2 separate regions of the Mus musculus genome follow, and region 2 is linked to region 1. The links are chromatin contacts, found by Hi-C or POLR2A ChIA-PET in ENCODE. All regions are on one chromosome and are shown on one strand. Each heading gives the region's core, a stretch centred on a gene start or an enhancer-like site at or near the end of the contact. The rest is flanking DNA. Distances are from core to core; before and after follow the strand shown.

Region 1 (6,149 bases), core at 1,678-4,177:
GTTCTTCCTGGGGCTCCTGGTGTTGGCCTGTGGCAGGTAGGAAAGAGTCCATCCTGGAGTTGAACTTGACATACCAGGCCACATCAAACGTGTCATCTCGACGACTGTCCAGTGGGTCCAACATGTGTCTTTTGTCCTGTGAGCTGGGGGCCACTGAGGAAGCGGAAGAAGTCTCTTGGGACAGTGGCATCTCTAAGTTGTTGCTGCTACAATCCAAGTTTGACTGTAAGAAACAGGTCAGGTTACCCAGGCAGCAGCCCAGCCAATGCCCAGGCACTCTGGCTTGCTGTGGACCTTGTAATTTACCCTGCTGTGGCTTTGGGGTATCCCAACCCAGTCCCTTCCTCCCAAGGCCTCAGTTTTGCACCGTCAATGAAATGGGTGCATCACAGCATAAACTGTCTTTCCTCGACACCTGGGCATTACCAAGTTTAGCCACCTACCCCTGATGCTGCTCTCACCACCGACCGACACATGGCTTCGTGCCCAGCCCAAAGCTGCTTCAGGAGCTCCAGGCTAAGCAGCCGAAGCCGAACGGGGTCTTTAGTCTCTGCCATATTGGGCATGCGGGCTTCTCACAGTAATGTCACTGTCTCTGGGCTGCAGAGGTGCTGACCCTAGGTTCCACCTGAAGTCAAAACAGCAATGACAAGAAAAATGAGGGAGGAACCCTGCCACACAGGCCTAGATTAAGATCATCACCCTGCAGCCTCACCCTGTTTACTTATTATCCTCTCTGCTTCCTTGCCTGCCAAGAGACGACAACTCCCACTGGGCCTTCCCTATGTAATCTAATTCCTGGGGCCTGTGAGACGTCTCAATAGATAAAGGTGCTTGCTGCCAAGCTTGACGATCTGAGTTCAATTCCCAGGGCCTACAGAGTAGAGAGAACTGACTCTCATGAATTGTCTTCTTACCTCCATACATTCATGGGTCAGGGCATGTGCTTGCCCTATACCCACACATATAAGAACTTATTTTTAATATTAATCTGACTCCTTTATCATATAGAAAAGACTAGTGCAGCATGCTAATTTAAAGCTTAATGACTTGTGCTATTGTGCAGGGCAGGGGAGTTCGACCCTGAGTGGTGACAGTTAGGGGGCTTTTAACAGCTAGCTGAGGAATTGGGAGGAGTTGGGAGGAGAGTTGATAGGAGTTAGGAAGAGTTGGGAGGAGAGTTGGGAGGAGTTAGGAAGAGTTGGGAGGAGTTGGGAGGAGAGTTGGGAGGAGTTAGGAAGAGTTAGGAGGAGTTAGGAAGAGTTGGGAGGAGTTGGGAGGAGAGTTGGGAGGAGTTAGGAAGAGTTGGGAGGAGTTCTCTTCCGGGTGTCCTTGGTGAAATTTACAAGGCAGGAGTGGGGAGTGAGTTCTTTCTGAATTTTTATCTCCGTGTCATTGGCACAGGAAGGTAGGCATCTCTGGTTGTAAAGTATAGAAACAAAAAGGCTTTTTGCTGGCTATAGAGAACAAAGAGCTTTTTTCTGGCTGCATTTTTAGAGATCAGGGAAAACAAGCTTGGGGAACGTCTAGGGGCTTTACCTTCCAGGGAGAAACGCTCTAAGTCGGGGTCTCATACTATCTGGAGCTGGCACTGAACCCAGAACTGGAAGCATTAAGCCTTTTTCTCTGCCACAAGTCTTCTCCTGGTCAATTCATTTCTTTGCTTTTCTTTCTTTCTTTCTTCCTTTCTTTAATTTGCATGTATATCCCAAGGTCACACAGCTACTAAATGTCAAAAGCAGGGTTTGAACCAAAATGTAGGTTCCTGCTTGTTGTGCAGTGGCTACTTCCCCTGACTTTCAAACTTCTCCCTGATGGTGGGAGGAGAGAATCTCTTCAGAAGGCTGCAAATTCCTAGAGCTCCCTCCACAAGGTTGATTTAAACTATGTCCAGGGGAGAGCATTCTCAGATGGAGCTGCCTGAAAGCTGCGCGGGGGTGGATCAGAACCCGTGCTCGGTGGGACTGTCAGTGATGTAGCTGCCTTTGGGTCATGACCCCAATACGTACACTCCTTGGTTCACCCAGCCACACTTGGGTGGAATCGTTTCTCTGTTCTGTTGGCTGTGCTCTGGGGCAAATAAACCTTTGTTGACACATGACTCCCTATGAAGGGTCTGCACGGAGGAAAGCATGGCCCTGACTGGGACACAAACCCCACCCCCACCCCTTCTCCGGCCAGCTTTGGTCCTCAAAAATTATACTCAGGGGCTCTCTCTCTCTCTCTCTCTCTCTCTCTCTCTCTTTCTCAAAGATTTATTTATTTGTTCGGACACACCAGAAGAAGGCGTAGGATTCCATTACTGATGGTTGTGAGCCACCATGTGGTTGCTGGGAATTGAACTCAGTGGTTAAGAGCACTGAGCCGTCTCTCCAGACACTTTCTTTTGCTTCTGGAAGAGATGTCTGCAATATAAAGAAGCACTTCCCACTTCTCTTACAACCCCAGCCCAGACTCCTCCAGCCGAATCAGACCCCCCTATCCTTCCCAGCCCTGCCACCCTACAGGCCCCTGGAGACTTGGGTTTCGGAGCAGGCTGCAGGGGGCGAGCAGAGAAGACCCCAGCATCTCACTCACGCGCACTCAGGCAGGGTGCACACCGGGGCCTAGGCGCTTGCCCCTTCTCTACCGGTCTAGCGGGACGAAGGCACGCCTCTGTGGTCCCGAGATCAGCGGCTGCCATGGATAAAAGGACGCCAACGCTCTCCGCCCGAAAGCCCAGATTCCCAGCAGCCGGGGAATCCGCCTCCAGCAGGGGCGGAACCTCCAGTGGTTGTCCTAATTGGCTAAGGCTGGGGCGGGGCCTCCGCCGCTGTCCTGCTCGGCCAATTGACAGTGCCAGGACGCCTTATATTTGTTTCTTCGCATCCGGAAGCGGCAGTTTCAATATGGAAAGGAGGGGCTAATGGGACCTCATTGCTGATTGGTTAACTGTTAATGCTAATTCTACCAATTCAAATTGAGGACAGGCTCTGGTTGGTCAGTAGTACTCGGTTACGCAATTTCCGGATGTAAAGTCTCTAATGGCAGTGGATAGGTGGGGCTAGAGACTCCGGCAACTTTGACCTTTTCACGCGGACCCCACACTAGCAACTCCCCAGAGTGCTTTTGCCAGGGACGAACTGGAATTTGGATCCGAGGCTTGTAGGACGCAGTAGCCGAGTTCTAGGGAAACAAAAGTCTGAAGATGAATTTCCCACGTGCGCTTGCTGGTTTCTCGAGCTGGCTCTTCAAACCTGAACTTGCCGAGGACTCTCCGGATAATGACTCTCCGGATAATGACACTGTTAACCCATGGCGTGAGCTGCTGCAGAAGATAAATGTGGCCGATCTCCCCGATTCATCCTTTTCGAGCGGTAAGGAACTTAATGACTCTGTGTACCATACTTTTGAACATTTCTGCAAGATTAGGGACTATGACGCAGTTGGCGAGCTGCTTCTGGCATTTCTGGATAAAGTAACAAAGGAAAGGGACCAATTCAGAGATGAAATTTCCCAGCTCCGAATGCACATAAATGATCTAAAGGCTTCTAAGTGTGTCCTGGGGGAGACTCTTCTTTCCTACCGCCACAGGATTGAAGTTGGGGAAAAACAGACTGAAGCCCTCATTGTGAGGTTAGCTGATGTGCAATCCCAGGTCATGTGTCAGCCTGCCCGGAAAGTGTCTGCAGATAAGGTGAGGGCACTGATTGGTAAAGAATGGGATCCGGTAACCTGGGATGGAGATGTGTGGGAGGACATAGATTCTGAAGGGTCTGAGGAAGCTGAGTTGCCCACTGTCTTGGCCTCTCCATCCTTGTCTGAGGAAAGTGGTTATGCCTTGTCTAAAGAACGCACCCAGCAGGACAAAGCAGATGCCCCTCAGATCCAGTCTTCAACATCCTTAGTTACTTCTGAACCTGTCACCAGACCCAAGTCTCTGTCTGACCTTACAAGTCAGAAACACCGCCATACTAATCATGAACTCAATTCACTTGCTCACTCAAATCGCCAAAAGGCAAAGGAACATGCTAGGAAATGGATTTTAAGGGTGTGGGATAATGGTGGGAGGCTCACAATACTGGATCAGATTGAATTTCTCAGTTTAGGTCCTTTGAGCCTTGATAGTGAGTTTAATGTCATAGCCCGCACTGTTGAAGATAATGGTGTGAAGAGTTTGTTTGATTGGTTGGCTGAAGCATGGGTCCAGAGATGGCCTACTACAAGAGAGCTGCAGTCGCCTGACACCCTGGAGTGGTATTCTATTGAGGATGGGATTGAAAGGCTTAGGGAACTTGGAATGATAGAGTGGCTTTGTGTAAAAGCTACTTGTCCACAGTGGAGGGGCCCGGAAGATGTACCCATCACGAGAGCTATGAGGATAACTTTTGTCCGGGAAACTAGAGAGACTTGGAAGAGCTTTGTATTTAGCCTCCTCTGTATAAAGGACATAACAGTGGGGAGCGTGGCTGCTCAGTTGCATGATCTAATAGAATTAAGTTTAAAGCCAACAGCAGCTGGCTTGACTTCTGTAGGCTCTGTGGGGGTTCTCTCTCTCTCTCCCTGGAAACATCAAAGCAACAGTTAAAGAGCTTAAAATCAGGAGGAGCCCCCCCCCCCCCCCGCAGTGGAGACAGAGGACAGAGATGATTTTTTGCTTTCTTTCAACATAGATTTTAGAGCCAGAGGTGGGTTACCTTCCTATGATACCCCTGATGCGCCACAAACCCGAGAAGACTATTGCCACTGGTTGGTTGCAAACAGGAGCTAGATTGTAAGATCCCAACGCTGACAACATCACAGTGCCTTGAACCTAGGACGCAGGGGAGTAAGGCATGGACTGTGCTCAATGAAGGCTTCCTGCTGGCTGGCATTCCTAGTGCTAGAAAGTGCTGTGCAGATTACTGGTGTCCTTGTTTCCACTCAGCTATGGACTCTAAATGTTAATGTCATCAGCACTACAGGCAGCTAGCTGTAGGGGGTTGGGTTGGTCTGGTGCTGCTTGTAGTCAAAAGCTAAATTCTGTTTCCCAAGATCCGATTGCTCCAAGGTGAGCCGATCCTCACGTACTCCAGCCTTTCTTATAAACCTTACTCCCCAGTTTGAAACTATCGGTTAAATAAAACTGGTGATAACCAATTACTGGCGGGGGGGGGGGGGGGGGGAGTTTGAGTTACCGGACTGGTCGAACTAAGTCGAACTGATAATATAAAGCAACATTTGATTGTTCACATATGCTATGAGTAGATAGATGGTCTTCAAAAACCTCGGAGGCCACAGAAAATGGCATTTAAAGGTGTTTTTATTAATTTAAGGCCTTTTTGACATTGAGACATGTCAGCTCCTGGCAGCACCCCATTCGACTTGGAAAAGGAAGGATAAGCATTGAAGAATCTCCGTTAGGAGATGGATTCTAATGTAGCAAGTTGCCACTGGGCAAAGAAAATGCCTTATTCTCTCTGCAGATAGGATGCTGTCCAAAATGGGCGAATTGAAATGCAGGCGAAGTCGACTGCCTAACTCTGCCAAGACAGGGTACACAAGTCCTTCATATGCCTTGCTTCACAAATATGCCTGTCAGGTATACTGCCAGAAGGTTGAAGATGGATGCTCCAACATTATCTAGACAATTCTGGGGAACTGTCAGACAGCTATTTGTCTTCTCTGTAGCCTTGGAAGATGCTTGCCTGTGCTTCCTGCACACTCAGGCAATATTTATCCTTCTGATGTCTCTGATGGAATTGAAGACTAGATAGTTATAGTCTCACACTTAAGCTTAAGTTGTTTTGGATTTAAGAGGTTTTTAGGTCTAAGAAAATGTTTTTAGGTTAATGCATGTTATCACAAAAAATTATTTAGATACAAAACTCTGAACTCACCAAGATAGTATAGATGATACTTATCCAAAGGTTGCCAAATACAAACAAACTGGACTTTTTAAATGTAAGTCTTACCTAATCATTTTCATAATTGTTCCTACTTTATGTTGTTTATTGCTGTAAGAGAATGACTTTTTATGTACACAAAAAGGAGGAAATGTATAGGGTTGGTCTGGTGCTGCTTGTATTCAAATGCTAAATCCTGTCTGGGTTGCTCCAAGATGAGCCGTTCGATCTTCATGTATACCAGCCTTTGTTGTATAAACCTTGCTCCCCAATTTAAAACTATTG
Region 2 (6,149 bases), core at 1,193-3,692, 36 kb after region 1:
GACCCTGCCTGTCTCAAAAGAGAGGGAACAAGGACTGAGAAGAGACTTCTAACAGGCTTTAAAATTCTAAGGATCAGCCCAGCAGTGGCGGTGCATGCCTTTAATCCCAGTGCGTGAGAGGCAGAAGCAATCAAATCTCTGAGTTCAACCCAGTGAGTTCCAAGACAGCCAGGGATATAGAGAAACCCTGTCTGAAAAAGCCAAAAAATAAAGAGATAAAATTCTAAGGGTCGCAGTTTAGGGAAGTTGCAGGAACACCATAACAGCATTATAAACTTAAGATCAGAAACAAACACAACCCTGAACAAAGACCCAGTACAGCCCTCGAAGCCCATCAGGAGCTTTGCGTTGACCCAGGCTATTAGTGGAGGAGTATTAGGTGTTTGCACAGCAGTAGCAAAAATCAGTGCAAGGTGCCTGGATCTCAGGTGTGGCTCCCTGAATCCACACCACCTCCTTACCCAGTTTATATGCAGCAACTCCTAGCAGAGAAAACAAAACGGGTCCAGAGATCGTCTGTTGTACAACTGGAACAGAGGAGAAGCTGAGAAATTGAAACGAAAGAGTACAGAGGGTAAAGGGCACAGCAGACTCTTGGAGCCATGATAAGAATCCAACCCCTGCCAAGCAGAGACGGAAAGGAGCCAGCACAGGGACAAACAAACAAGGAGGAGAGGGACAGATCCTGGCCATGCTTTGAACTGTCAACCAGTGAAATCCCCGTGGAAGCAGAAAGGAGATACAGCAGCTCCTTCCGACACAAGTTGGAAGCCACGAGCTCTGTGCTCCAGGATCCACTCCGAGAGACTCGCCAGCCGAGAGCCAGCAGAACACACCCTTTTGCTCTTCATCTAGATCCATGGTGGCCAAACCACAGCTCTCACTTACTTTCTAGCTGGTAAGAGACCTTCACAGGTTGGGCATCGTGGACATGGCTGGAGTCAGAAAGATGAAAAGGACTCGAGGTCTCCTCTGTGCTGATTCAGGTCCAGGTTGGCCCCTGATGGTGTTGACTCCACCTGTCCAAGCTTCTGGAAAGGAAAAAGGCAGAGGTCACTGGGCCACCAGGAAAGAAAATGCAAAATATGTTTAATCAGGTGTTAAAGCCAAACTAACTCATCCCTGAGGGAAGCTTACTCATTGCGGTGTTGAGGAAGCAGGTGAGGAAGTGTGTGTGTGGAGGGGGAGGAGACAATAACAATGACAATGAGACAAACACATTAGCCGTGTGCTAATATATTAAGCCATGTGCTAATGCAAGGCACCAAAGAGGTCCTCGCTAAGACACAGCCAGAGAGAGAAGGGAGCTGAATCAGGCCAAGGCCTGGCCTTCAGGACTGGGGAACTGCCAACTAGAAGTGGAAGGGGAGTGGAGAGGAGAGGAAGAAAAATAGACCTGACAAAGGCCAGAGTATCCCTGCTACTGTAAAGTCTCTCCTTCCATTCTCAAGTCTATGGAGCAAACTTGGTCTCTACAGTACTAGGAAGATGTATAGAGCCAAGCAGCCAAGCTAGACACCAAACTACACTAGCTGTGACTCCAAAGCTCACTTGTGTTTTCCTACCTAAGACAAAAAGGGGACAATCAAGAGTCCTTTTCTGACGAAGGGAGAGATGATTGGCAAAGCTAGAAAACAGGATAGAAAAGTACTACAAGAGATGGAGGCCAGTAGTGTTGCCTTTCTCCTTCCAAACAGCTATCTTTTTCAGTATTCACTGTGGCCTTTCAATGTGTTAGGTGCTAGGGTCAGGGACGGATTAAGAATAGCTCCAACCCTCAGAGTCTTAACGGTGCAATGAAAAGGCATATAAGTAAAAAGACTTCCACCGTAAGTGGGGTACAGTGAACCGGGTGCTGAAAAAAAAAAAATGCTGGCAAAAAAAGAAAAGTACTGGATGAAAACCGGGAATGGGTCAGGGACCTTGAATGGAGATCACAGGGCTGAGACATCAGGGTGTGGGGAGCTGCGAGGAGGAGCCCACCTCCCAGCCTTCAGTCCGGTGGCCCGCCCCCTCCTCAGAGCCGAGCAGGGCTTGACGGCGAGGCCGCAGCAGGGGAAACGCCCGTGTGACCCGAGCCTGAGCCCGAGGCCCAGAGGCCCCAGAGGCCCAGCGTCCTAAGCCGGGTGGCTCAGGACTCTCCCGGCCCGGGCCTGCCGGTTCCACCACCCCGGCGCGCTCGCCCTCTCACCTTCACCTTCCCGGCCTCGCGGCGGCCATCACACCCAACACGTCACTAGCCGGCGCCACACCGAGAGAAGCGGGAGGGGAGGGGGCTGCGCTCGTCACTCGCCCCGCTGCAGCCCGGACGAGCCGATGGCCTCTGAACGCTGTCACCTCAACCTTACCACTCCTATACCACAGTGTCTAGGAACTCCGCGCTCCAAAAGGAGCCCCCGCGTGCCTGGTAACCGTCCCGTGTCTCGTGCAGATGACGTAAGCTGTAGGGTGGGGCTCCCAGCGCGTCATGGGAGTTGTAGTTTGGATCAGCGTCCGTCAGGGTGGGGTAGGGCGGAGCCTCGAGCTGTCAAGCAGGGGTTGGAGGGGTGGGAGAACGGGACGGGGGTTGGGGGAGGGGAGAGGGTGGACGGCGGGGAGGGGAGCGGGCAGGACACGACAAGGGTACCGATTAGAGGTTTGCGTGCGCCTTTTTTGTTGTTGCGCCTTTTTTGTTGTTGCTGCTCCAGAATTTGACCCTGTATAACACCTGTCAGTTTTGAAATCCAGACTCGCATTTCATAATCCGAGTGTCTTCAAAGGGAACAAACAGACCGTTAGGGTGAAGTAATTGTCCTTCAGTTGCCTTTGAGGCAACTAAACAGCAGCCACAACGCATCAGGCAGCTACTAGGTGACAGTCATTGCACTGGCTATCTAACATGCAGTTTTTAATTTTCACTCAGTCCCAGGACATTCAGGACATGATTATCCAACCTCACATGCCATTCACTGGCCCCTCATTTTGTTCCAAGAACTGGGATACTGCATTGGACCCCAAGCTGGGAGGGCTCCAAGCCTGGGCTCTGTAGTAACACCCACCAGCCACTTGTAGCTACTGAGACCCTGAAATGCAGCTGCTACAAACTGAGAAATGCCCCAATGTTTAATATAAAAAGAAATGCAAACTACCTTATTAGTAATTTTATATTGATGTGTTGTTATAGCTTTGGATAAACTGGGCTAAATGAAATACATTATCTTAATTAAATCGCCCCCCCCACCCCGTTTCTTCTTACTTCTAAAAGTAGAGCTAATAGTGGCGGTCACAAAAAAGGCTCAGTAGGTATAAATGGCTGCTACCAAGCCTGACAGCTTGAGTTCCATCTCCAGGAACCCACACGGTGGAAGGAAAGAACCTGCTCATAAAATGTTGTCCTCTAACCTCCGTACAAGAGCCAGGGCACGTGTACATCAACCACACACGATAAATGAATATGGTTGGGGCCTAGAGAGATGGCTTTTACAGAGGACCCAACACCTACATGTTAGCTCACATCGGTAACTACAATTCAGGGGATCCAGTGTCCTCTCTGTCTTCCAGGGGGAACCAGGCACACTTCTGATACACTTCCATACATGCAGGCAGCATCCCATACACATTAAATAAAAACAACAAGCCAAGTATTTAAAAGCAGATAATATGGCTAGCTGAATATTTTAACTGTGTCTGTGGCCCATGCGACCTTGCTTTTGTTTGTTTGGGGGCAGGCTTCCCACTATGTAGCCCAAACCAGCCTTGAATTGATGATCTTTTTACTCTGCCTCCCAAGGGCTAGGACTGTAGTCATCTCACTGACACACCTAGCTGCCATGTTATGCTTTCTACCGATTGGCACTGCCCTATAGCCAGGGTACAGTCATGCCACAAACAGCCTCAGAGGTAAATCAGCACGCCGGTTACGAGTCTCCAGAGAGGTGAGTCATGGGAGCTGGCCTGTAGTCACTGCCCATAGGGCAGCTTCTTGTCTGGAACATCTGACTCTGAACTGGAGAGACACACCCAGCACTTGCCTTGGGGTATAGTGTGCGCTAAGTATCTCCTCCTCCATCATCTCCAGCCTCCCCAGGGAATTCTTTGAGTACAAAACTGAAGACTGTTTCCTTTCCCTTTGGCAGAATCTTACTCAAGCCAGAGGCTTGGAGGAGCTTTCCCAAACTCTCTCCTGTCCATTCTGCCTCTGCTGTAGCCTCCCTGAAAGCTTTGGCCTAGGCTCCCATCCCAACCTGGACAGAAGAGGGAACTTCTGAGCCCATTCCCAGGCTTCTAATCTTACATTCCACTTGGGCTTGCCTAAACCAGAACTCCAAACTGTGAGGCTCTTCCTTTAACCCCTCAATGGCAAGGTTCCTCCAGTACTGCAGACTGCCACTAGAAATGGGTCTAGCGAGTACTGGGGTTCAACTGCAGGGGGCTTTTCTTATGTCAGTTATTCCTGTTTTGATCGACTTTTCCACTGTGTATATGAATTGCACATACCAGAAAATGGTCACTATTAGAAACAACCCTGGACAGGACATGACGGTTCATGTCAGTCATCCCAGTACTCAGGGGTTGAGGCAGGAGGATCACAGGTGAGAGGCCAGCCTGGATTACACAGGAAACTTTGCCACAAATGAACAAAACTCAAGAATCCTCTACAAGGCATACATTGTTTTTAATTTTTATTATTAGTGTGTGCGTGCACACTCGCGAATGATGTATGTAGGGGGTACATGTGTGGAGTCAGTTCTTTCTACCCTTTACATGGCAGTTCTGGGAATCAAACTCAGGGCATCAGGTTTGTTCAGGTGACTGCCGGATGAGCCGACTCACCAGCCTCAATGTACACAATTCCTGAATGACTGGTTGTTTCCAACTGGAGTACTAACTCCTTTCACCTACTTCTATGGTCTGAATGTGTTTGATATCTGTGCTGGTCAGTTTTGGGGTTGTTTGTCTACTTGACACAAGATAGACTCATCTGAATAGGGTAAATCTGTAGAGAAAATACCTCCATAAGATCGGTCTGTAGGCAAGCTTGTGAAGTGTTTTCTTGAATGGTGAATTGATGTGGAAGGACCCAGTTGACTGTAGGCACTACTGTGGTCAGGCAGGTGGCCCTAGGTTGTATAAGAAAGCAGGATGACAAACCAGGCATGGTTGCTCATGCCTTTAATCCAAGCACTCAGGAGGCAGAGGCAGGTGGATCTCTTCTGATTTCAAGGTCACATCCTGGTTTACAGAGTGAGTTCCAAGACAGACAGGGCTGTTACACAAAGAAAACTTGTCTCCAAAAAAATAAGATTAAAAAATGTGTGTGTGCCAGGTGGTGGTGGTGCACGCACTCGGGAGGCAGAGGCAGGCAGATTTCTGAGTTCGAGGCCAGCCTGGTCTACAAAATGAGTTCCAGGACAGCCAGGGCTACACAGAGAAACCCTGTCTCGAAAAACCAAAAAAAAAAAAAAAAGTGTGTGTGTGTGTGTGTGTGTGTGTGTGTGTGTGTGTGTGTGTGTGTGAGAGAGAGAGAGAGAGAGAGAGAGAGAGAGAGAGAGAGAGAGAGAGAGAGAGAGAGAGAAAGATAGAGAGAGCATGATAAGCAAATAATGCAGAGTAAGCCAGTTAGCATCATAGCCTCTGCCTTAGTTCCCGTCCTGATTTCCCTCAGTGTGACTTAAAATTTGTAACTTGAAATAAACCCTTTCCTCTCCAAGTTGCTTTTAGAGAGGGTTTTGTTTTTTTTTTTCCCAAACACTCAGAAACCTAAGACACCATCCATGTTCACTTGTGGAAAGACCCATTAAAGGCAATGACTTCTGGGAAGTAATCAGGACTAGATGAGATCAGGAGAGTGGACCTCCACGGTGGCCTCAGTGGAAGAGAAATCTGAGGTAACGTGCACCCTCTGCCTGGCCATGTGATATTCTCCACCACAGCACCGCTTCCAGAATTCATCAACTTCTATGCTTCCGTTTAATCCATTATTGATTTTTTTTTTTTTTGAAACTTTCCATTCTCCCACCTCTGCCTCCCAAGGCTGGGATTACAGATGTGCACCACCACACCCAGTGATATAAACTTCCAATCCAGGTGCATCCAACCGGTAGCCTGAGTGTCACGTGTCCCAAGATAGCTATGAAATCAGCTCAACACATTTGAAGATGACAGCATCT

The links. A loop is a pair of places that touch in the nucleus more often than their neighbours do. ChIA-PET counts read pairs that join two places held with the same protein, here RNA polymerase II (POLR2A).
Region 2: a map of heart shows a loop between it and region 1 (2.2-fold over the local background). The contact joins the promoter of Mfn2 here to the promoter of Miip in region 1. A Hi-C loop is called at or near these places in 5 of 37 maps with a recorded cell type or tissue (gastrocnemius, heart and v-Abl transformed pro-B cells). POLR2A ChIA-PET finds 5 or more read pairs at or near these places in 3 of 5 experiments (Patski and embryonic stem cell).

The regions. Positions count from the first base shown.
Region 1 is chr4:147,865,792-147,871,940 of GRCm38, forward strand. Miip (migration and invasion inhibitory protein) reads right to left here and starts at 2,928. Exons shown (of 10, transcript NM_001025365.2): 1 at 2,578-2,928; 2 at 444-628; 3 at 1-223. The coding sequence starts at 566. It overlaps Fv1 (Friend virus susceptibility 1), which reads left to right and starts at 3,188. Exons shown (of 1, transcript NM_010244.3): 1 at 3,188-4,567. The coding sequence starts at 3,188. The coding sequence ends at 4,567.
Region 2 is chr4:147,902,467-147,908,615 of GRCm38, forward strand. It overlaps Mfn2 (mitofusin 2), which reads right to left and starts at 2,443. Exons shown (of 19, transcript NM_133201.3): 1 at 2,192-2,443; 2 at 889-1,031.